Linked DNA regions of Homo sapiens: region 1 is linked to region 2. Evidence: read pairs that join two places in POLR2A ChIA-PET (ENCODE). Cell type or tissue: HepG2. All regions are shown on one strand. Links, peaks and the distances in the headings refer to the core of each region. The heading gives the core; the rest is flanking DNA.

Region 1 (11,349 bases), core at 5,884-9,883, 74 kb after region 2:
TATATATGTTAGGTGGTGGTGAATGCCAAGGGGAAGGGGCATCGGAGTGTCAGGTAGAAGTGGCTCTTCTATATAAAGTGTGTAGGAGACACCTTCTTATGATGAGATGCTGTTTGGACAAAAACCTGAAGTGAGAAAGGAACCATGTGACTATCTGGGGGAAGAGAATTTCGGGCAGAAAGAAGAACAAATGGAAAGGTCCCGAGGTGAGAGTGTGGTTCATGTGTTTCAGGGATGGCATGGAGGCCAGAGTGTAGGGTTGCCAAACTTAGCAAAGAAAAATACAGGATGTCCAGTTAAATTTTAAATGAATGATGCAACATTTGAGACATACTGCTACCAAAAAATTGTTCATTGATTACCTGAAATTGAAATGTAATTGAGTGTCTTGTATTTTATCTGGCAACCCTACCAGTATGCTGGAGTGAAATGGGTTAGGGCGCTGAAGTAAGAGGTGGGGGCTGATCATTTCTCACAATACAATTCACAAAACATATCAGCTATGTTCTTGTTCTTGTTCTTGCTGCTCCTATGGCTACAGTGGGCAGAAACTTAGGGGAGTAGGGGAGTCCTCTGAGCCAAGTAGGTGGGAAGGAGACCCTAACAGAACGGGGAGCATTGGGTGCCTTTCCACAGCTCACCACGTCAGCCAGATAGAGTGGATGCAAGCTGTCATGCTGGAGTCACTAGGGGCACCTAGAACCCTTGGTTTAGTTTAATTTTGAAATAACAGTTTAATTGACATATAATTCACATACCATAAAATTCACCCCTTTTGAGTGTGTAATTCAGTGGTTTTAGTATCTTCACAGAGTTTCACAATCACTACTAATTTCTGAACTTTTTTTTTTTTTTTGAGACAGTCTTGCTCTGTCGCCCAGGCTGGAGTGTAGTGGCATGATCTTGGCTCACTGCAACTTGTGCCTCCCAGGTTCAAGCGATTCTCCTGCCTCAGCCTCCGAGTAGCTGGGACTACAGGCATGTACCACCATGCCCGGCTAATTTTTGTATTTTTGTAGAGACAGGGTTTTGCCATGTTGGCCAGGCTGGTCTCAAACTCCTGGCCTCAAATGATCCACCCGTCTCAGCTTCCCAAAATGCTGGGATTACAGGTATGAGCCACTGCACCTGGCCTAATTTCAGAACACTTTTATCTTCTCAAAAAGAAACCCCATATCCATCAACAGTCACTCCTTATGGCCCCCTCCCTTTCTTCCCCCACCCCCTGGGAAACCACAAATCTACTTTCTATCTTTTTACCCACCTAAGCCTCAGTTAGATAGGTTTTGCCTATTCTGGACACTTTGTACAACAGAATCATGCTGTATCTGTATATCCCTGGTAGGTGTCTGTATCTGTGTTTATTTGAGAAACTGCCAAGTTGTTTTTCAAAGCAGCTGCATAATTTTACATTTCCATTAACAATGGGTAAGCGTTCTAATTTCTCCACATTCTCACCAACACTTGTTATTGCATATATTTTTTATTACAGTCACCCTAGTGGGTATGAAGTGGCATCTCACTGGTTGTATTTGCCAAATGGCTAAAGACGTTGAACATCTTTTTATGTGCTTATAGTTCATTTGTATATCTGCATTGTAGAAATGTCTATTTAAATCCTTTGCCCATTTTTATTTCATTTTTATTTATTTATTTTTTTTGAGATAGAGTTTCACTCTGTCACCCAGGCTGGAGTGCAGTGGTGCAGTCTCGGCTCACTGCAACCCCAGTCTCCCAGGCTCAAGTGATTCTTGCGCCTCAGCTTCCTGAGTACCTGGGACTATAGGCACGTGCCACCATGCCCAACTAATTTTTGTATTTTTTGTAGAGATGGGGTTTCTCCATGTTGGCCAGGCTGGTCTCGAGCTCCTGGTCTCAAGCAATCCTCCCTCCTTGGCCTCCCACAGTGCTGGGATTACAGGTGTGAGCCACCGCACCTGGCCCTTTGCCCATTGTTAAACAGGGTTGTCTTTTTATTATTGGGTTGTAAAAGTTCTTACATATTCTTTTTCTTTTTCTTTTTTTCTTTTTTTTTTTGAGACAGGGTCTCACTCTGTTACCCAGGCTGGAGTGCAGTGGCGTGATCTCGGCTCACTGCAACCTCCACCTCCTGGGTTCAAGTGACTCTCCTACCTCAGCCACCCAAGTAGCTGAGATTACAGGTGCGCATCACCATACCTGGCAAATTTTTGTATTTTTAGTAGAGACGGGGTTTCACCATGTTGGCCAGGCTGGTCTCGAACTCGTGGTCTCAAGCAATCCTCCTGCCTCAGCCTCCCAAAGTGCTGGGATTATAGGCATGAGCCACCACACCTGGCCTCTTTTCATATTCTTGATACATGATTTACAAATAATTTTTCCTATTCTGTTGGTTGTCTTTTTACTTTCTTGATGGTGCCTTTTGAAGCACAAGCGTTTTTAATTTTGATGATGTCCTATTTATTTATTTGTTTTTTGAGACAGAGTTATGCTCTTGTTACCCAGGCTGGGGTGCAGTGGCGCAATCTCAGCTCACTGCAACCTCCGCCTCCTGGGTTCAAGTGATTTTCCTGCTGCAGCCTCCTGAGTAGCTGGGATTATAGGTGCGCACCACCATGCCCAGCTAATTTTTTGTATTTTTAGTAGAGACGCGTTTTATCATGTTGGCTAGGCTGGTCTCGAACTCCTGACCTCAGGTGATCCACCCGCCTCGGCCTCCCAAAGTGCAGGGATTACAGGCATGAGCCACTGCGCCTGGCCCAATTTATTTATTTTTTTCTTTTGTTGCTTGTGCCTTTAGTGTCGTATCTAAGAACCATTGCTTAATCCAAGGTCATGAAGATTTACTCCTATGTTTTCTTCTCAGTTTCACAGTTTTAGTCTTACATTTTAGATTGTCTGTGATCCATTTTTTGTTAATTTTTATATAGGGTGTGAAGGTAAGCTGTCCGACTTTTTTTTTTTTTTTTTGCATGTGGCTATTCAGTTATTCCAATCACGTATGTTTAAAAATACTATTCTTTCCCTACTGAATTGTCTGGCAACTTTTGTTGAAAATCAATTGACCATAAATGCATGGGTTTATTTCTGGACTCTCAGTTCTGTTCCATTCATCTATATGTCTGTCCTTATGTCAGTACCACACACTGTCTGAATTACTAGCGCTTTGTAGTAAGTTTTGAAATCGGGAAGTGAGAATCCTACAACTTTGTTCTTTTTCAGTATTGTTTCACTATTCCAAGTCCTTTGGATTTCCATGTGAATTTCTGAGTCAGCTTGACAATGTTTGCAAAGAAGCCTGCTGTGGTTTTGATAGGGATTGCATTGAATCTGTGGTTCACTCTGGGGAACATAGCCATCTTATGTTAAGTCTTCCAATTCATGAACATGAGATGTCTTTCCATTTATTTACGTGTTCTTTCATTTCTTTCAACAATGTTTTGCAGTTCTCAGAGTACATGTCTTGTACTTCTTTCGTTAAATGTATTCCTATAGACTACTTATTTTTAAGACTTTTTTTTTTTTTACTGTATATGTTTGGTGTTTCCAGAATTTGTATGAATTGTTTTGGAATTGGTTCTGGAAGTAAGCACCATGAGTGAGGGCACCTTGCCTCCATGGGGTTGTGGGGTTGTGGGGTTGTGGGGTGGGTAGTTGTAGACATGGTCAGCAGACTAACTAGGGGTTAGTTTTAAACTTCTCTGGTAGCCTGTGGACTCTCCTCTTCTTCATCACCAAAACTCCTTATCACCCACGCCTCATGCTCTCCCCACACATTCTATGTGCTAAGTGCTGTTCCTGGATAATTTAATGCTCAGAATAAGCCTAATTTACGAGGTTTTGTGATCATTTTACAGAGAAGGAAATTGAGGCTTAGATAGGTAAAGTCACCATCCTTGGGAGTCATGGAGCAGGACTGAAATCCAGACACTCGGACTTGAGTTCATGCTCTTAACCACAATCCTACACCTGCTTTGAGGCAATGTATGTGTTTCCCTCTCCATGCTTCACTTTTTCTGCACAGATTTGTCAAGGAGGTTTTCAGTTATAAATTGATAAATGTGAGTATAAACCAGCTGGTTTACAGTTGGTTTATCAGGCAGTAGATTTTTCCAGGCTCCTTGTGGCAATAGTGATGAATTGTCTGGGGATGTTTAGACAAGTGTGATAAATTCTGCAAAAATGTGCCAGCCAATACATTAATTATTTTTTTGACTAACCCAGCTGTGCTCTTCCAGATACCCAAGCCGTGGAGTGTGTGGACAGGATCCTTATTTACTGGTCTTCTGGCTGAAATCCCTCATGTGATGAATCATTAATGCCTCCGGTTGAGAGATTAGACTTTATTTGCAAGACTGGTTTAGAAGATTTACTATTAGAAGTAAATAAGAAATGCTGAGAAGCTGAGAGGAAAGCCTCTTTGCTCCTGGAAAGGGACCTTTGGCATGAAGGAGACTTCTGTCACCCTCCTCCCCACCTTACCCCCAGCAGCGCTTGTTTCTGCAATAGAGTTAAGCAGGTTAATAATTTGCAGCTCAGAGGGTTTGTGTGGAGGCGGCGTTTGGAATGACTTGCTTGCATACCAACTTGTACTCCTGGAGCCTGAGCCCACTTCCTCCCCGCTCCTATCAGATTTTGCTTTATCTGCACAGTGGGAAGCTGGCATGCTGGGGAAATCCAGCAGAGAGCACCCTCTGCTGTCCTTCTCTTTCTCCTCCTCTTTGTACTGGCCATCAGGGGACTTGGCTCTGCTCTGAACCTCTTGGGGCTTGAGTGCTTTCAGCTGAAGAAGTCAGAAAACCTTCTCTGAGGTATCAGGGGTATATATTTGTATAATACTTTATACTTTCCCAATCACTTTGGTTTTTACTGGTCCTCCACATTTCTTATTTGACAAATGAGGAAACTGAGACACAGAGAGGTGAAGTAACCCAGCGGGTTAGCAGCATGGCAAGGAAGAGACTCCAGATGGCCTGGCCTCGTATCTGGGGTTTGGAGTGATCCTACACCTGCCATATGGGAATGCTGAGCCCCAGGGTAGGGACTGCTGGGGAGACCCAGCTGAGAGGGAACCCAGAGCACAGGCGTAGGCTCCGTTCTGTCCCTACTAAGCATGATACTGCTGGAGGCAGCAGCTCAATTCAAAACACAATTCGCTCACTACCTGCTTGATTAGCCATCTCTATGCTTGATAATAATAATTGTGCCATTTATTGCACCTCCTCTATGCCAGGCACTTTATTATAATCATTCACTCATTTAATGATAGGTATTGTGTGTCTTGACCATGTGCTAAGGGTGTGGGGGCTGGTAAGATAGATACCTCTTGTGGCCATCCTGGGGCTTATATTCTGGGGTGGGAGGTGGACAATTAAACAGGCGATTACAATAAAATGTGCCAAGCGGTCATGACAGTAGGAGGTAGGAATACACAGGGCAAGCGCCTAACCTGGACACATTTGCAGAGGAGGTGAGATACCTGAGGAACAGGCATGAGCTAAGTGAAGAGGCATGGGTGGGAGTGTTTCCAGCAGAGGAAAGCGTGGATCGTGACACATTAGAGGTGCTGGGAGTTGTCCAGTATCACTGGGATGTGATATATAGAGCAGGGAGTGACCCGATGAGACTAGAGAGGTCACTGGGGGTGAGGTCAGGAGCACCACTGAAGGCCCTGGTAAGGATTTGGGCTTAAAAGGTCTTAGGTATTTATTTTTTATTTTTATTTTTTTTCAATTTGAGAAATCAGTCTGGTTTTGGAGAAGGGGTTTGAGTAGGGCAGGTTTGGAGGCTTTGGGGCCAGGGAGGAGGATGGTGCAGTAATCGGGAAAGAAATTCTGGTGGCTTTAGGCCAGTGATGGAGGCATAGAGGTGCAGAGAAATCATCAGGGCTCTGAGAGGAGTCCCCTGTGAATCCCAGGTTTCAGATTTGAATATGGGGTGGGTGGCAGAACCATTGTCTGAGATGGGAGACACAGGAAGAGAGAGGGAAATATCTTAGGTATGTAGAGTTGGAGCTGCCTGTGACACATCCAAGTGTTCAGTGGACAGTTAGATATAAGGACACTGGGCTGGGCACAGTGGCTTATGCCTGTAATCCCAGCACTTTGGGAGGCTGAGGCAGGTGGATCACATGGTCAGGAGTTCAAGACCAGCCTGGCCAACATGGTGAAACCCCATCTCTCCTAAAAATACAAAAATTAGCCAGGCATGGTGGTGGGCACCTGTAATCCCAACTACTTGGGACGCTGAGGCAGGAGAATTGCTTGAGCCCATGAGGCAGAGGTTGCAGTGAGCCGAGATCATGCCACTGCACTCCAGCCTGGGCAACAGAGCAAGACACCGTTTTAGGGGGGAAAAAAAAAAGATATAAGGACACGGAGCTCAGGGAAAAGTCTAGTCTAGAGATAAAACTTTGGGACTTGTTGATGTGGCTGATGTCTACAGAGCTCAGGCAGGTGTTTGGTGAGAGAAGCAGGCTGGGTAAGGTGAGCAAGAGGGCCAACTGCAACGTAGCTGGAGCGAATTGCTCACATGTGAATGAGGGCCTGGTGTTGGTAGACCTTCCAATTAAAAGAAAAATCCAAGGGAGCCAGGCTAGCAAATAAGTCAGGGCGCCGTACAGTTGCAATTCTGCTGCCACCACTTACCAACCATGACCTTGTCAAAGGCACATCATCTTCCTGAGCCACAGTTTCCTCACTGGTAAAGGGGGAACAATAATGGTACGTACCTAATGGGGTTACTTGAAGATTAAATGGTTTAACCTTTGTAAAGCACTTAGGATGCTATTTTTTTTACTGTATACAGTACTTGTTAAATAGTCAGTAAATTGGTAAGTAAATAAATACTATTGTGAAGTGCAATGTCGAGAGGGTGTAAGATGGAGCCCCAAGGAGCACTGACATCAAAGAGCTGCAGAAGAGACAGAGAAGGGAGACAAACCAAGGGGCAGGGTATAACGGAGCTAAGGTATCTGAGTGTTTCCAGAAGACGAGATTGGTCAACAGTGTCAAATGATGCAGAGAGATTGGGTAATATAAAGACTGAAAGGGGTCTGGGCGTGGTGGCTCATGCCTGTAATCTCAGCACTTTGGGAGGCTGAGGTGGGTGGATCACTTGAGGTCAGGAGTTCGAGATGAGCCTGGTCAACATGGTGAAACTCCATCTCTACTAAAAATACAAAAATTAGCCAGATGTGGTGACGGGCACCTGTAATCCCAGCTACTCAGGAGGCTGAGGCAGGAGAATTGCTTGAACCCGGGAGGCAAAGGTTGCAGAGCTGAGATCACACCACTGTACGCCAGCCTGGGTGACAGAGTGAGACTCCATCTCAAAAAAAAAAAAAAAAAATTGAAAAGTCAATTGACTCTGGCAGCAATACCTTATTTACTCCATACAGAAACCCTCCATACTATGTTATTGATGGAGACACTGAGGCTTAGCTGGTCTTGCAGATGCCCTATGTCATGCAGCTGGACAGCGAGAGAGCTGGGTTGTACCCAGAGGGTCAAATTCTGAAGTCCTTGATCTTTCCTCTACTTCCTGCTTCTGGAGGAGTTAGCAAAGAATTTTTCCAAGATTTCTGAACATGAGTAGGGTCAGTTTTCTTTCTCTTGCCTCTAAGTAGAGAACCAGTTTCCTCTGTACTCTGAAACATCCTTTCTCATTCCTTCTTGAGATGGACAACCTGTGATTTATGACATTTTCAAGATGATGTCTTCTGTTTGTTTTTTTGGTTTGTTTTTGTTTTCTTAATAGAGACAGGGTCTCACTTTGTTGCCCAGGCTGGTCTTGAACTCCTGAGCTTAAGTGATCCTCCCACCTCGGTCTCTGAAAGTGCTAGGATTACAGGCATGAGCCACCACACCTGGCTTAAGAGGATGTCTTCTCTATCATCCCATGTAAGAGTAGACAGAGCTTTTCCCAAACATGGGTTTTTAGGTAAACGGGCCCCCAAATGTCAGCCATCTGAAAAGGAAAGGCTTGGCTCAAGGTTCCATGTATTTGGATATGTTAACTTGCTTCCTTAATGTTGACTTGCTTTCTTTTCACTCAGAGCAGCGAGCTATTTAAAGAGAAAGGAGTTAAAAGGTGCCCAGTGGAAAAACCAGGAGTGCGTGATGTCATGGGAGTCAGACAGGAGTCAAGGACGTAGTGTATAGTCCAGTTCCCAGAGTCCACGGCACCTACATGGGTCACTAGACCTAGCTGACCCAGGCTCTGTGCCCATTTTTGCATCTGGAACCCTGAGAGACCTTCATGGGAGTAAAGAGGGTTAACAATTAAAATCTGAAGCTCTCTTTTCCCTCCTGGTTGAGAGAATAAATAGCATGAAGCAAATATTTTTCAAGAGCAAACTTTGGATTATCTTGGTGATAATCTGAATTATCAGCATTTAAAATGACTTTCAGAAAATGTCCATCAAGCTTTTACTGTTTTGTCTCATTAAACAATGATATTATTTCTGATTATGCTAGGGCCATAAACCTTCTGTGCGGTACAAGTTTCTCATGTTTAATGTCAGGTCAACATTTCACAATGCTGAGATCCGGACTCCGTAAAGAAAAGGACTGGCTTTATTTTAGGAAATCAGTGCCCAAAAGCTTGATGTTTACACAGAATGGTGCTTAATGTTTTCCCACATTTTTGTCAGAGGCCGCTTGGATGCCTTCAGTTATTCGTGCTCTGCCCCAACCAATGTTCACACTTTTAAAGAACAGCACCACCTGGGTGTGGACCCAGGTTGCGCGGGGTCTGAAGCTGATAGTAAATTAGGGCCTTCTTAAAATAGAGCACAAAATTAAGTACAGAAAAGTTGGTATTTACTTAAAATGAGCAAAGAAGGGGAGTTAGATGAGTGCAAGTGAGAGGTCTTGAAGCTTAAGTTTGGTTAGCTTCATAGTAAGGTCACTCCTGAAGCCACTGAAAACCTGTTCTAGAAATGAGGTGCCTTTCTTTGCCCCACCAGACTTCTCTAGCCCATTCTCTGATGAATGGCTGTCACTTCCTGTTTGCCAGCTGCAAACCCTCCCCAGGGTGAATTGCTGTTTTACCCTCTTGTATTACCATGTTTCTCTCCTTTGTCTCAGCTGTGATTTAAATATTTTTGTGTTGCTATTTGTCTAGCTGGAGATTCTAAAATAATCCGGGAGACCTAGGACTGTGTCTGTTGTATTTTTCTTGTGGTTGTAGTTCCAGGGCTTGCCTAAGTGCCTGGTATACACTAGGAGTTCAAATACTTATTGAATGAATGAATTTGGTAAAAGATAAAGGCACTAGTAAGAACAAATTTGTTTTTTATGCCCCAGAGAAAAATTCCACTGGGTAGAGATTACTGGAGGTTATTTGGGTCACCTGTGCCCATGATAAGAGTTATTCACCCCAGAACTTGCTCTTAGGCATAAAAAATTGATTCAAGCTTCACCATTCAAAATCTCAGCTTAAAGTGAATTGACAGGAGCAGTATTAACCCTTGCATTTAGCTGTTGAGACCCTTGACTTGACTTGAAACCTCCATATTCACGTGCAGATAGAAACGCACTTCAAGTCAAACAAGTTGATATGGTTTGGCTGTGTCCTCACCCCAGTCTCATCTTGAATTGTAATTCTCATAATCCCCATGTGTTGTGGGGTGGAGCAGGTGGAGATAATTGAATCATGGGTGTGGTTTCCTCCATCCTGTTCTCGTGATAGTGAGTTCTGATGGTTTTATAAGTGGGAGTTCTTCTGCACAAACTCTCTCGCCTGCTGTCATGTAAGATGTGACTTTGCTCCTCATTCGCCTTCTGCCATGATTGTGAGGCCTCCCCAGCCCTGTGAAACTGTGAGTCAATTAAACAGCTTTACAAATTACCCAGTCTTAGATATGTCTCTATTAGCAGCATGAGAACAAACTCTAATACACAAGTGAACTGTGGGATAGTTGTCATTTGGGATCTGTGGCTCTGTTTCCCTCCATAGGTGAAAATTGGCTGTTTAGTACTTTACAGATGGTTCTGCTCTAAAATGATATATACATTCCTGTGAAACCTTCCATACAGCAAGGGATGAGAAAAGTAGGGAGAGCCACTGTTCCTTTGCAGAGCTTGTGAGCAGGTGCCGGAGCCGGAGCAGGCCTTGCTGGGAGAGGCTGGCTGTGGGGTTGAGGCAGGTAGCTGAGGCTCAGGACCTCTGCTTTTCACGGTCACCTGGTCCTCCCACCTGTCCCAGTACAGGCCAGCCTCTGCCTCCACACTTGGCTCATGTTGTCCCATTCCCACCCTCCATTGAAATCCCACCAGGTCATCTAGGTCAAGTTCAAGCTCTAGCTCTTCCTTCTCCTGCTGTGCCCACCCACATATTTTGAAATGTCTTGAAGCTCTTGCAGCCCTGTAGGCAGAGGTGTCTCCTCTCATGAGGACCTGCATTATTAGGTAACCATCCCTTGTCCCACATGTCCCCAACTGTTCTGTAGACCTGAAGCCAGGGAACATGCTGTACTTCTGTAATGTTTGGTCATTCAGGCTCAATATGTCATTCTTTCATGCTACAATTTGTTCACTAAGTACCAGGTGCTGTTTCAGAGGCCTACAGACATGTACCACCACACGCAGCTAATTTTTCATTTTTTGTAGAGACAGGGTTTTGTCATGTTGCCCGGCTGGTCTAGAACTCCTGGGCTCAAGCGATCCTCCCACCTCAGCCTCCTAAATTGCTGAGATTACAGGTGTGAGCCGTCACACCTGGCTAGAAAAATCTTTTCAAGGTTCATCCATGTCGTAGCATGTGTCAGCACATTGTTCCTTTCCATGGCCAAATATTCATCGTATGGATAGACCATTGGGTTGTTTCCACTTTCTGGCTATTATGAATAATGCTGCTATGAATATTTGTGAACAAGTTTTTGCGTGGACATAAGTTTTCATTTCTCTCGGGTATATACCTATGCGTGAAATTGCTGGGTCTTATGGTAACTTGATGTTTAACCTTTTGAGGAAATGCCATACTATACAGTTGATTCTTCATACATCAGATCTTTAAAAAAAATGTTAAGTCAGCCCACAGCCTTTTCTGATTAAAAATCCCTCCAGGGGTTTCCCATCACCCTCACAAAAATCCCAGATCTTTCCTGTTAACTACAAAGCTGAGCATGATGAGTTAGTTTTCTTTACCTCCTCCTACTCTTACTTATGCTCCTCTGGCCACACTGGCCACCCCCCTATCCCTGCCACTGCCTTTTTTTTTCTTGAAACAGGATCTCCTTCTGCCACCCAGGCTGGAGTGCAGTGGCATGATCTTGGCTCACTGCAACCTCCGATTTTTAGGTTCAAGCAATTCTCATGCTCAGCCTCCCAAGTAGCTGGGACTACAGGTGCATGGCTCCATGCCCAA
Region 2 (11,349 bases), core at 2,798-6,797:
CAGGGATGCTGCTTAATATTCCACAGCACACAGGACAGCCCCCACAACAAAAAAATTGTCTGGTGTAAAATGTCGGTGTTGTTGATGTTGAGAAGCCTTATACTATAAGACACAGATTTAAGGTAGAAAACTTACAGTCCTGCTTTCATGAAGCTTGCAGTCTATGACCCAATAAACATCGTGTATGTGGGAGTATATAGCATTATGGTATACAGTACATGTCATGCATATGGGAGTGTATTGCAGTGTACCTACTCAGACTTAGGTCAGAGAAGGATTTGAGAATGTGACATATAAAATTGAAACCTCAAGGATGAAAATAGGCATTCATAGCTGGGCGTGGTGGCTCAGGCCTCTAATCCCAGCATTTTGAGAGGCTGAGGTGGGTGGATCACGAGGTCAGGAATTCAAGACCAGCCTGGCCAACATGGTGAAACCCCATCTCTACTAAAATACAAAAATTAGCTGGGTGTGGTGGCACATGCCTGTAATCCCAGCTACTTGGGAGGCTGAGGCAGGAGAATCGCTTGAACCAGGGAGTCAGAGGTTGCAGTGAGCTGAGATAGTGCCACTGCACTCCAGTGTCTCAAAAAAAAAAAAAGGGACATTCACCATACAGAGGGGTTGGATTAGAGTGAAAAGTGTTCCCAAACCAACGAAAAGAGTATGTGAAGATCTAGAAGTAGAAGTCTTTGAATGGATCCTTTGGAGATGAGGGAGGCGGGCAGAGTTGAAAGAGTAGTGGAAGTCAACGTAAGGGTCTTGTGAGGCATGGTAAACAGTTGTTTTGAAAGTAAGGCCTGGGCTGGGTGTGGTGGCTCATGCCTGTAATCCCAGCACTTTGGGAGGCCGAGGTGGGTGGATCACCTGAGGTTGGGAGTTTGAGATCAGCCTGACCAACATGGAGAAACCCCATCTCTACTAAAAATACAAAATTAGCCAGGCATGGTAGCACATGCCTGTAATCCCAGCTACTCGGGAGGCTGAGGCAGGAGAATTGCTTGAACCCAGGAGGCAGAGGTTGCAGTGAGCCAAGATCACGCCATTGCACTCCAGCCTGGGCAACAAGAGTGAAACTCCGTCTCAAAAAAAAAAAAAAAGCTGTAGAATGTAACTATTTCAGGTAAGTATCAACTTGTAAAAATGATTTTTAATTTCTCCCCTTTTTCTTATAATTCTTATCTAGCTAAACTTTTATTATCCTTTAGTAATGGCATTCATAACTTTTATATTGTTTTTACTTAATATTAGATCAGAAGTATTTTTCCATATAGCTGTTACTGTATTCATCAAGACACCTATTTCGTAATTTTTAGTGATTATAAACCATTTCACTCAATGGCTACACCAAAGTTTTTAACTGTCCTCTTGTTGGTGAACATTTAGTTTGTTCCAGTTTTTGCTTTTTATGAATAATGCTGGAATGAACATACATATGCAAATAACTGTTTTTTCTTTTTTCCCCCTGCATAGCAATGTTTCAGTCAATAAGTAGCTTTTTGTATTACTTCTTAAAAATTTTTTGTGTGTTGATGGTAATTTTTTTTAATATATTTTAAAATAGGTACTACCAAATAGTATCTCTTGTTTCACTTCTTGGTGAGTACTGGCTTATCACATTAATTTAGGAACTTTTTTTAAAAAACCTACAGAGATTATGGAGAAGTCTGGCGAGGAAGGAATGCCTGATCTTGCCCATGTCATGCGCATCTTGTCTGCAGAAAATATCCCAAATTTGCCTCCTGGGGGAGGTCTTGCTGGCAAGTAAGTAGAACAAAAAGCTAATTTTGAGTTCGTTCATAATTAGTAATTAAATAATTTGGGGTAAAAAAACTTAAATCAGAAGTACATCAATTATCTAGAGGTGAAATGGGTTAGTGTTTCTTATACTAGAGAAGAACTCTTAAAACTTCAACCAAAAACGATTTTTTAAAAGGAATTATCTATCATACTCTTTGAGTATGAAGGTCCTTCTTTCCTTGCTAAGGAGTACAAATGGATTGTGCAAAATCAGATTCTGAGAGTAAAGTGTAGAAGGTATGTTCTTGACAAGTATAGAGTGTACCAGTTACTTTTTTAGTGTGGTCAGGATGAAATATTGAGATATTCACAAGCTTAAAATTCTGTGTAATTTAATAAAACTAAAGCATGTTTTTTTTTTTTAGGCGTAATGTTATTGAAGCTGTTTATAGTAGACTGAATCCACATAGAGAAAGTGATGGGGTAAGTTTTATTTTATTTCATAAGCATTTGAAGTAATTTCACAATATAAATACTAAATATGAATACATTCACATTAACGAAGTCTATAATAAATTATAGTCTGTAGTAAATTACTACTGCTTTTCATTTTAAAGTGTCAGTTAAAGTTTAAGAAAATGTATTGAAATGAAGGTAGAGATAAAATTTTGTTTTGTAGATAGTTTTGTTGTCACTTTCTGGGCATCAAATGACCTTTTTTGTTTGGGCTGTCTTTATTTCTTCTCTATATGTCTGCTTTTCCTTCTTCTCCTTTAAACCTTAATTTTGAGGCAAGAATGCTCTTTTAAATATCTCAATTTCTCCTCCAGCAGGCTGCTGCCATCACCAGAAGTTAGTGATAGTGAGTGAGTTGTTATTTTAATAACTAGACCTTTCAGTACCCCTGTATGCCCACTTGGAATACCCGAGGATAGTTTTTTTCTAATATTATTGTTGTATTATGGGTACATGAGTGTTGAGCTGAGATAACCATTTCTGTTGTACCTTGCTGTACTTCATCAGAGCAAGACTCTATGCCCTTACCTTTTATTTTGCTTTTCTTCGAAATGTCAGTGAGCTGCCAGCTGCCCCTCTATATTGTTTTGTTTTGTTTTAGTACTATTACCAGGAGACAGAAGTGTCCTTTTTTTTTTTTTAAATCCAAGTTAGTTCAAATAAGTATTTTTCTCTTGGGTTTTCAAGTTTTTATGTCTAAAAATAAATTATTTAATTTTTAATATATATGCTTCAAAGCTTTAAGGGAACCAAACAGAAATGAAACTGATTGGGAGGAAGAGTCCACCTCCAGTCTCCAGCTCCTCTTGGCAGATTGAGAGAGAGAGTATCCATTGGCTAGAAATCATATGTCATCTCAATTGCATTATTTGCTAGGATTCATTGTTGCACAGCAATATAATATGATTTCTTTTCCTTAACAGTAAAAGTTATCCTGGCAAAAAGGAAAATTTAATAATTAATATAATTTTAGTGAGTCATATAAAAGTGATGCTATATATTGCTAATTATAATTTATATCTTGGTCTAGAGCAGTGATTCTGAGTCTTTTTTTGTGGCAGGTTCCTCAGAGTATTAAGAATTGTACCCAAGGCCGGGCACGGTGGCTCATGCCTGTAATCCCAGCAGTTTGGGAGGCCGAGGCGGGCGGATCACCTGAGGTTGGGAGTTCGAGACCAGCCTGACCAACATGGAGAAACCCCGTCTCTACTAAACATACGATATTAACTGGGCATGGTGGCGCATGTCTGTAATCCCAGCTACTCGGGAGGCTGAGGCAGGAGAATCGCTTGAACCCGGGAGGCGGAGGTTGTGGTGAGCCGAGATCATGCCATTGCACTCCACCCTGGGCAACAAGAGCGAAACTCCGTCTCAAAAAAAAAAAAAAATTGACCCAAAGCTGAGAAAATTAATTTAAAAATCCAAATATTTTATGTGATCCATCAGAGAACCCTCAAAGAAATGAGTATAGGATGTTGACATATGACTAAAAGGATGGTGGTAATTTGGAAGGTTGAGAGAAGAGAATCTTAACTCTTCAGCTAGATTATAGATTCTTCAGGGCATCCACTACCTTGATTAGAGGAAATAAGCCCTCAGAAGACAGTTATTGATTCATTATTAGCCATAGAAGTACTCCCATTTCCTCAGGTGTTTCAAAGTGTCAACCCTCATGTGTAATCTTTAAAAATACATATATATATATATATATACCTTGCTGGATTTTGGGGTCCTTCATAGTCTATTTTTACTCCAAACAAGGTTTTCTGTTTAACATATACCAAGGATAACTTTTAAATTTTTTAAAAAGAAAAAATGATTACACATAGTAGCTACATAAACAGGGAATAAATAGGCAACGGAACTATGAAACTGGGGGGAAATGCTCAATATATAAACCTTACCTTAAATAGATTATTATTTGGCTATAGAAATGGGATATATGTACTTAATTACCTTTATACATAAATGTTCTATCAACATCAGCAGATCAAACACTGACAGTGTGTTGTATAGTGGATTCACAGAGGGAGAAGACTAGAAAACGTAAGACGTGACCCCACCTGTGTGTCTAGTGCAGCTTACACTGTAGTTATAAACACACCTTAAATGATCAAAATATTTCGTATAGCTTGGTAACAAATAAATGACAAAATCCAGAATGTGACCATTGCCATGTGACTTGGACAGTGATTGCTGTAAAAGTTCAGCTGCTTAAGCAGGGGGAAAGTCAGCTTCTTAGAGAAAAGATAGTATTTGAAGAATGATTTGAATGGTAGAAATGACATGAGGATGATGACCTTTCAAGTGGACTAGAGAGGCAAGGACAAAGTATAAGATATCTTCAAAAGAAAGGACATCTTTTTTGGCTAAAGCAGAGAACTGTTGTGGTGAAAAATAAGAATTTAGGTTGCAGAGGTACTTGCTAAGAGACCAGCCTTTTGAACATCATTTTAGGGTAATGGACCACCTTATGTTTAGAGCATAAGAATGATAGATTCAAAAAAATATCTGTGGTATTTTAATCTGTTAGAAACATTTACCATATTAGATTAAAGAGATGCAGGCAGTCAGGTAGTTGTGAAATAATTACAGAGACCAAATGGTAACTGTAGACTTATTATCATTACATAGATATGTGGATTAAAGGAACTTTCCTTGTTTACTGTGAAAACTGACTTTACAGCCTAGAATTTTAAATGGGGAAATATTATATGCCTTTCACAATAATCACTAACTTAGAAAAATGTTGAACTATAATTGCAAGTAGCAGAAATGTGCTGAAAAATACCGCAGAAGGAGAGAGAATGAAGAAAATACAGACGTGATTAAATTCTGAGCTCTTAACTTGACCCACTGTAGCAAAAAGCTAGCCGCAAAGGTGCTCCATAAATGCTTCTTAACAGTGTGGATGATGTCGCCGGGAGCTGGATGTTAACTTGCGGGGTGGGAAAGATGAAAGTATGCTAGAATTACAGAAGAGGAGAAAGTTGGAAGGTATTATAAAAATTAAGTTTTTTTAAATAACAAAAATTATTTTTGTTTAGATATTTAAACAAAGAATTCTAGCCAGAGTTAAATCAGAGGGTTTCTTTAGACTCCTGAATGTCTGCTTTATGTCGGAGAGAATTGTTCTGTTGTAAATGATTATAAGTAGTACCACTAGAAATAGGGATTCATTCATTTTTCTTATAATTAAGACATCTTTTAAATAAATATTTTTCAGAAAGTAGAGTTGAGTATAAGTCATAAATTAAGTAATTTTAATATATATTCAGAAAGGTTACTATTTAGGGGAAACTTCTTAAGTTCTTTACTAAATTTGTTTTTTAGTATGTGTTCCATACTAAACTAACTTTTTAGAATGTGTTCCATCTTCTTACCACAAACAATATTGATATTTTCCCAACTTTTAAAATACAAATTTGTAACAAAGGGTTTAGCCAGGGATTCTTAGTCTAGGGATTCACGAATCCCCAGAAATCTTTTGGAAAATTTCCAGAAAAAGCAAAACTACATTTTGCTGTAAGTTGTCTTTATATTAGACAGGGCTCTGGGATCATACTCCTTCCCTTTTTCTAAAATGCTAGTTTGTGTTTTATAATTAGAATATAAATTCTGTGAGATCTGGGACTTGATCTGATTCATTTGTGTCTATAGTCCAAGCACAATCCTGGCATACGGTGAAAGCTCAGTAAATATTTTTTGAATAGGAAATATTTGTATTTATTCATTTCTAGTAATTTTCTTAAGGCTGTCCTTAAGTCATATATTTAAAAATTAATTTGAGGTTACTAATTGGTATGAAAGTCTGTATTTATAGAGTTTTATACTTTCATGCAAAAAGTTCTTCCCTTGAAAAAGACTCATAATGCTTTTGAATTAGTATGCCACTGATCAAGTAGTTGCACAAGTTGGTAATTTTCCAAGGGTAAAGTTGAGCAGGGGGGTGACCTGTATTTACCCAGCTCCTACTTGTGCCAGGCCCCTTATTTATACACACACAGAGTCATAGGTAATCTTCTCAGCACCCTTCTTTTACACATGAGACTTACAGAGATGAGGTAGTTTGCACAGGTCACAAAGCTAAATAAATCATGCAGCCAGAATTTGAATTAGTCTGACTCCTATTCTCTTTACATTATTCCATGTGGCCTCTTTAAGGTAGAGATTATGTATGTCTGTACCCCACCTGTGTCTACCATGCAGGAAAAATCATTTCCCATTCTTTTGTAAATATCATGTTTATCAGTCTTAAGATACTCTATTTTATTGATTGAGACAGGGTCTCATTCTTTGTCCCAGGCTGGAGTGCTATGGCACCATCATGGCTCTCTGTAGCCTCAACCTCCCAGGCTCAAGCGATCCTCCCAGCTCAGCCTCCTGAGTAGCTGGGATTACAGGCACACAGCACCACACTCGGCTAATTTTTTGTATTTTTTGTAGGGATAGGGTCTCGCTTCATTGCCAGGGCTAGTCTTGAACTCCTGGGCTCAAGTTATCTTCCTACCTCAGCCTCCCAAAGTTCTGGGATTACAGACGTGAGCCACTGCATCCAACCACAAGATAATCTGTTTTTAATGGTAAATATTTTATAAAGTTGTTGAAAGGAATGAGTTAAGCCCAATTCCTTGTCAGTTATTTTTCACTTAAATACACATATTTATCTTAATCCAAAAACGGTTTAAGGCATTTTGATCTTAGAGAAGGGAAGGAAAAACAGGATAGATTAGTCTCTTTTTGAGCCCAAAAGAATCTCTGTATTGTTTTCAGATTATTAAATTTTGCATGCATTTTTCTGTTTTACTTTAAACGGATAAATGCAATACCCATAGCTGCTTTTACATTTTTATATCACAGTTTTTAGAACTATGTGAATATTAGTTTTTTCATATTTACTTTTTATTCACTTGTCAAAGCATTGCTATGGAGAAGACCTATACTGTTTGAAAATGCAGGCCGGGCGCGGTGGCTCATGCCTGTAATGCCAGCACTTTGGGAGGGCGAGGCAGGAGGATCACGAGGTCAGGAGATCAAGACCATCCTGGCTAACATGGTGAAACCCCGTCTCTACTAAAAATACAAAAAAAACAAAATTAGCCAGGCGTGGTGGTGGGCGCCTGTAGTCTCAGCTACTCGGGAGGTTGGGGCAGGAGAATGGTGTGAACCTGGGAGGTGGAGCTTGCGGTGAGCCAAGATTGCACCACTGCACTCCAGCCTGGGCAACAGAGTGGGACTCTGTCTAAAAAAAAAAAAAAAAAAAAAAAAAAAAAAGAGAGAGAGAGAGAAAATGCACTAACATTAGTCACTATGTTTTTAAGGTATGATTGACATAACACTTACCTTTGCTATGTGGTCTTGACCATTCAAATGACACTGTCTAAAATTATTCATTAAATTTGACATGATTCTTCAAGTAACATGTAATTTATTAGAGTCTTCATTAGTCATCAATTGTATCACATTTTGTCATACTGGAGAATTTTTAGTTTAAAAATTTTTTTGTCTGACAAGCAGCACGTAGGACTTCATAAGAAACATTTTTACTAGTGTTTACTTTTTCTCTACTGTTATAAGTAGTCATTTTAAGAATTTTGGTTATGGGCCGGGCACAGTGGCTCACGCCTGTAATCCCAACACTTTGGGAGGCCGAGGTGGGCGGATCACAAGGTCAGGAGATTGAGACCATCCTGGCTAACATGGTGATACCCTGCCTCTACTAAAAATACAAAAAATTAGCCGGGCGTGGTGGCGGGCGCCTGTAGTCCCAGCTACTCGGGAGGCTGAGGCAGGAGAATGGCGTGAACCCGGGAGGCAGAGCTTTCAGTGAGCTGAAATCGTGCCACTGCACTCCAGCCTGGGTGACAGAGCAAGACTCCGTCTCCAAAAAAAAAAAAAAAAAAAAGAATTTTGGTTATGAGAGCTGTGTTTCAAAAGATAAATATTGCTGCAAATAAATATTAGCTGGTTAAATTTTATTTTTTAAAATGTGCTTAGTTCCCTTCCCCCTCCTATTACTACTCTCTGCTTGATTTATCTAATTTCTATGTCTTATTTGGTGTAAGTTAGTATTTTCATCATGAGAGATTCGACTTTTAAGCTATGTTAGTCTAGCTGATAGTAAAAGCTTAAAAACTAGGGTGGATGGGAGATGTCCTGAATTCTCATCTCAGTAATTGCCTTCAATTTACTTTACAGAATAATTGTAAACATCCCAGCTGATATGATAGTTTAATCAACATAACTAGTGTTCTATAGTTTTATTAATTTTACTATATTAAGGAAATATAAACTTCAATATGAAATAACCTGTGGTGTTCTATAATAATTTCACCAATATTTCTTTAGTAAGAGTCTTACCTGTATGAGGTACTTCCTATGCAAAAAAGGTCACTCGCCATAATGTATTCAACAGAGCGCAAAGATAGACATTGATGTTAATTATACCTGTGCACAAATCAGAGCCCTGCCATTTACTAAGATTGTCACCGTGACAAATAACTTAAATCTCTCTGAGCTTTAGTTTCATCACTTATAAAAATGATAACTGGAATCCTTACTTTGTAGGGTACCTGTGAGGATTCAGTAAGATTATGTATATAAAGTTCTTAGCACAAATATTATTTTTCCTTCCTTAGATGGTAGGAGGACATAGAATGGAATATGAAATTGTCTTTACTCTAAAAGAGTTTGCAGTCTAAGTGGAGAGTCTTGTGAACCGTTGCAAGGTAGAGTTAATTGCTATAATAGATGTGTAAAAATAGGTGTGCTATATCAACTGTACGAGTTCAGATAAAGAAAGTGCAGGAACCTAGATAATAGGTTTCTCTTCTAATATTAATGAAAGCCCATGAGAGAGTTACATAACAGTGTTTGGAAAAATCAAATATAATGGCTGCGGAAGAGGTTTCAGTCCTCTATTGTCTATCCAGAGTGATGAGAAAATGTAATTTGCCATAAGATAAAATGACTTTTAAGTGTGGTCATTAGCTAAAGTTCTTCTCAATTTAGTGATTCTGTAATGTCAGCCATTGCAAATCCGTGTCTACTTGATTTATTGGTTTGGTTTTCTTTTGCTTTTTATTTTTTTATTTTTCATTTTTTGAGACGGAGTCTCACCCTGTCACCGAGGCTGTAATGCAGTGGTGCAATCTCGGCTCACTGTAACCTCTGCCTTCCAGGTTCAAGCGATTCTCCTGCCTCACCCTCCCAAGTAGCTGGGACTACAGGCATGCACCACCACGCCTGGCTAATTTTTCTATTTTTAGTTGAGATGGGTTTCACCATGTTGATCAGGCTAGTCTCAAACTCCTGAACTAAAGTGATCCACCTACCTCGGCCTCCAAAAGTACTGGGATTACAGGCATGAGCCACCGTGCCTGGCTATGGTTTGGTTTTAGTATGTCTTTTTTTTTTTTTTTTTGAGAGAGAGTCTTGCTCTGTCGCCCAGGCTGGAGTGCAGTGGTGCCATCTCAGCTCACTGCAAGCTCCGTCTCCCAGGTTCACGCCATTCTCCTGCCTCAGCCTCCTAAGTAGCTGGGACGACAGGTGCCCGCCACCACGCCCAGCTAACTTTTTGTATTTTTAGTAGAGACAGGGTTTCACTGTGTTAGCCAGGATGGTGTCCATCTCTTGACCTCATGATCTGCCTGCCTCAGCCTCCCAAAGTGCTGGGATTACAGACCTGAGCCACTGCGCCCGACCTAGTATATCTTTTAAAAAGCAACTTCTCTTCCCCAACTGTCACTACTATAGCAATTCACAGAAATACAGGTGATTAATAATGTAAGTGTCAGTTGGAAAGCGAGAGGTACTTTATCTGTTGAACTTGCCAAAATTGACCCAAATACGACAAATGGAACAACCTTTCATCCAACCTTATTAATAAGTCCACCTCCAAATTGAGTCATGCCATTTAGTCTATATCAGTGATTCTCAACCCTGGCTGTATATCAGAATTACCTGTCAGGCTTTAAAAGAACAACCCAAATCCACTGAATCTGTGTATTTTGAAATGGAACTTTGGCATGTGTGCAATTTTAAAAGCTCCACAGGTAATTCCAATGTGGAGCAAGGGTTGATAATCACTTTATGTGTAAATCTTTGAAGCAGATTTTGTTTTAATGTCCTGTAATTTTTTTTTAATAAAATGGTAGGTTTTTATCTTTTTTTTTTTTTTTTTTTTTTTTGGTTTGGGGGTTTTCGGGGGAAGAGGGTTGTAGGCCCTGCATTAAAAGGTCTTTGTGATATACCGTAAAGTAGAAAATTTCCTCTTAAAGACTGACAAGGTTTATCATTAGAGTATACTTATCACATGTTGTTCCATCTCAACCCTTCCTGAATAGATTAAAATGGGAAACTTTTTATTTATTTATTTATTTATTTATTTATTTATTTATTTATGAATGAATGAATGAATGAATGACAGGGTCTTCCTCCATTGCCCAGGCTGGAGTGTAGAGGCATGAACATGGCTTACTGTAATCTCAACCTCCTGGGCTCAAGTGATCCTCCCACCTTAGCTTCCCAAGTAGCTGGGACCAGAGGTGTGTGCTGCCACACCTAATTTTTTAAATTTTTGTTTTGTAGAGACGGGGTCTCCCCGTGTTGCTCAGGCTGGTCTCAAACTCCTGGGCTCAAGTGATCCTTTGACCTTGGCCTCCCAAAGTGCTGGGATTACAGGCATGAGCCACCAGCCCTGGATGAGAAACTTTATTTAGGGAAACATGTTTTAAGTCCACATAATAAATTTTGCAATTAAATGACAGCTAATATGCTTGTTGTGGAAAATTGGAAAATTCAAAGAAAATAAAGTATCTAGAACTCCCTACCCATTATCATTATATTGCTGTATTTCCTTTCTTTCCAGGTATTTTTACATATGCTAACATGAACAGATACACAGACGTATATGTATCCAAAAAGCATGGGCCATACACAGTATCATCTTTTTTTTTTTTTTTTGGAGATGGAGTCTTGCTCTGTCGCCTAGGCTGGAGTGCAGTGGGTGTGATCTTGGCTCACTGCAACCTCCACCTCCTGAGTTCAAGCAATTCTCCTGCCTCAGCCTCCCGAGTAGCTGAGATTACTGAT

Evidence for each region. ChIA-PET counts read pairs that join two places held together with the same protein. Peaks named below come from ENCODE experiments on the same cell type or tissue, not always from the same donor. Only the 100,000 strongest peaks of a DNase experiment are listed, where the experiment ranks them.
Region 1: POLR2A ChIA-PET joins it to region 2 with 5 read pairs; 8 of 35 experiments call an interaction of 5 or more read pairs at or near these places.

The regions. Positions count from the first base shown.
Region 1 is chr2:44,287,192-44,298,540 of GRCh38, forward strand. All of the region lies in intron 4 of SLC3A1 (solute carrier family 3 member 1), which reads left to right. Among named protein-coding and RNA genes, the nearest start is that of SLC3A1, 17 kb to the left of the region's middle. RefSeq lists an enhancer at 1-48. In HepG2, for the core only: a CTCF peak has its summit at 8,700; DNase peaks (open chromatin) are centred at 8,120 and 8,650; H3K27me3 peaks cover 619 bases.
Region 2 is chr2:44,216,315-44,227,663 of GRCh38, forward strand. It overlaps PPM1B (protein phosphatase, Mg2+/Mn2+ dependent 1B), which reads left to right. Exons shown (of 6, transcript NM_002706.6): 4 at 1,653-1,764; 5 at 2,166-2,223. Among named protein-coding and RNA genes, the nearest start is that of PPM1B, 53 kb to the left of the region's middle. In HepG2, for the core only: no CTCF peak of the experiment used is centred there; no DNase peak of the experiment used is centred there.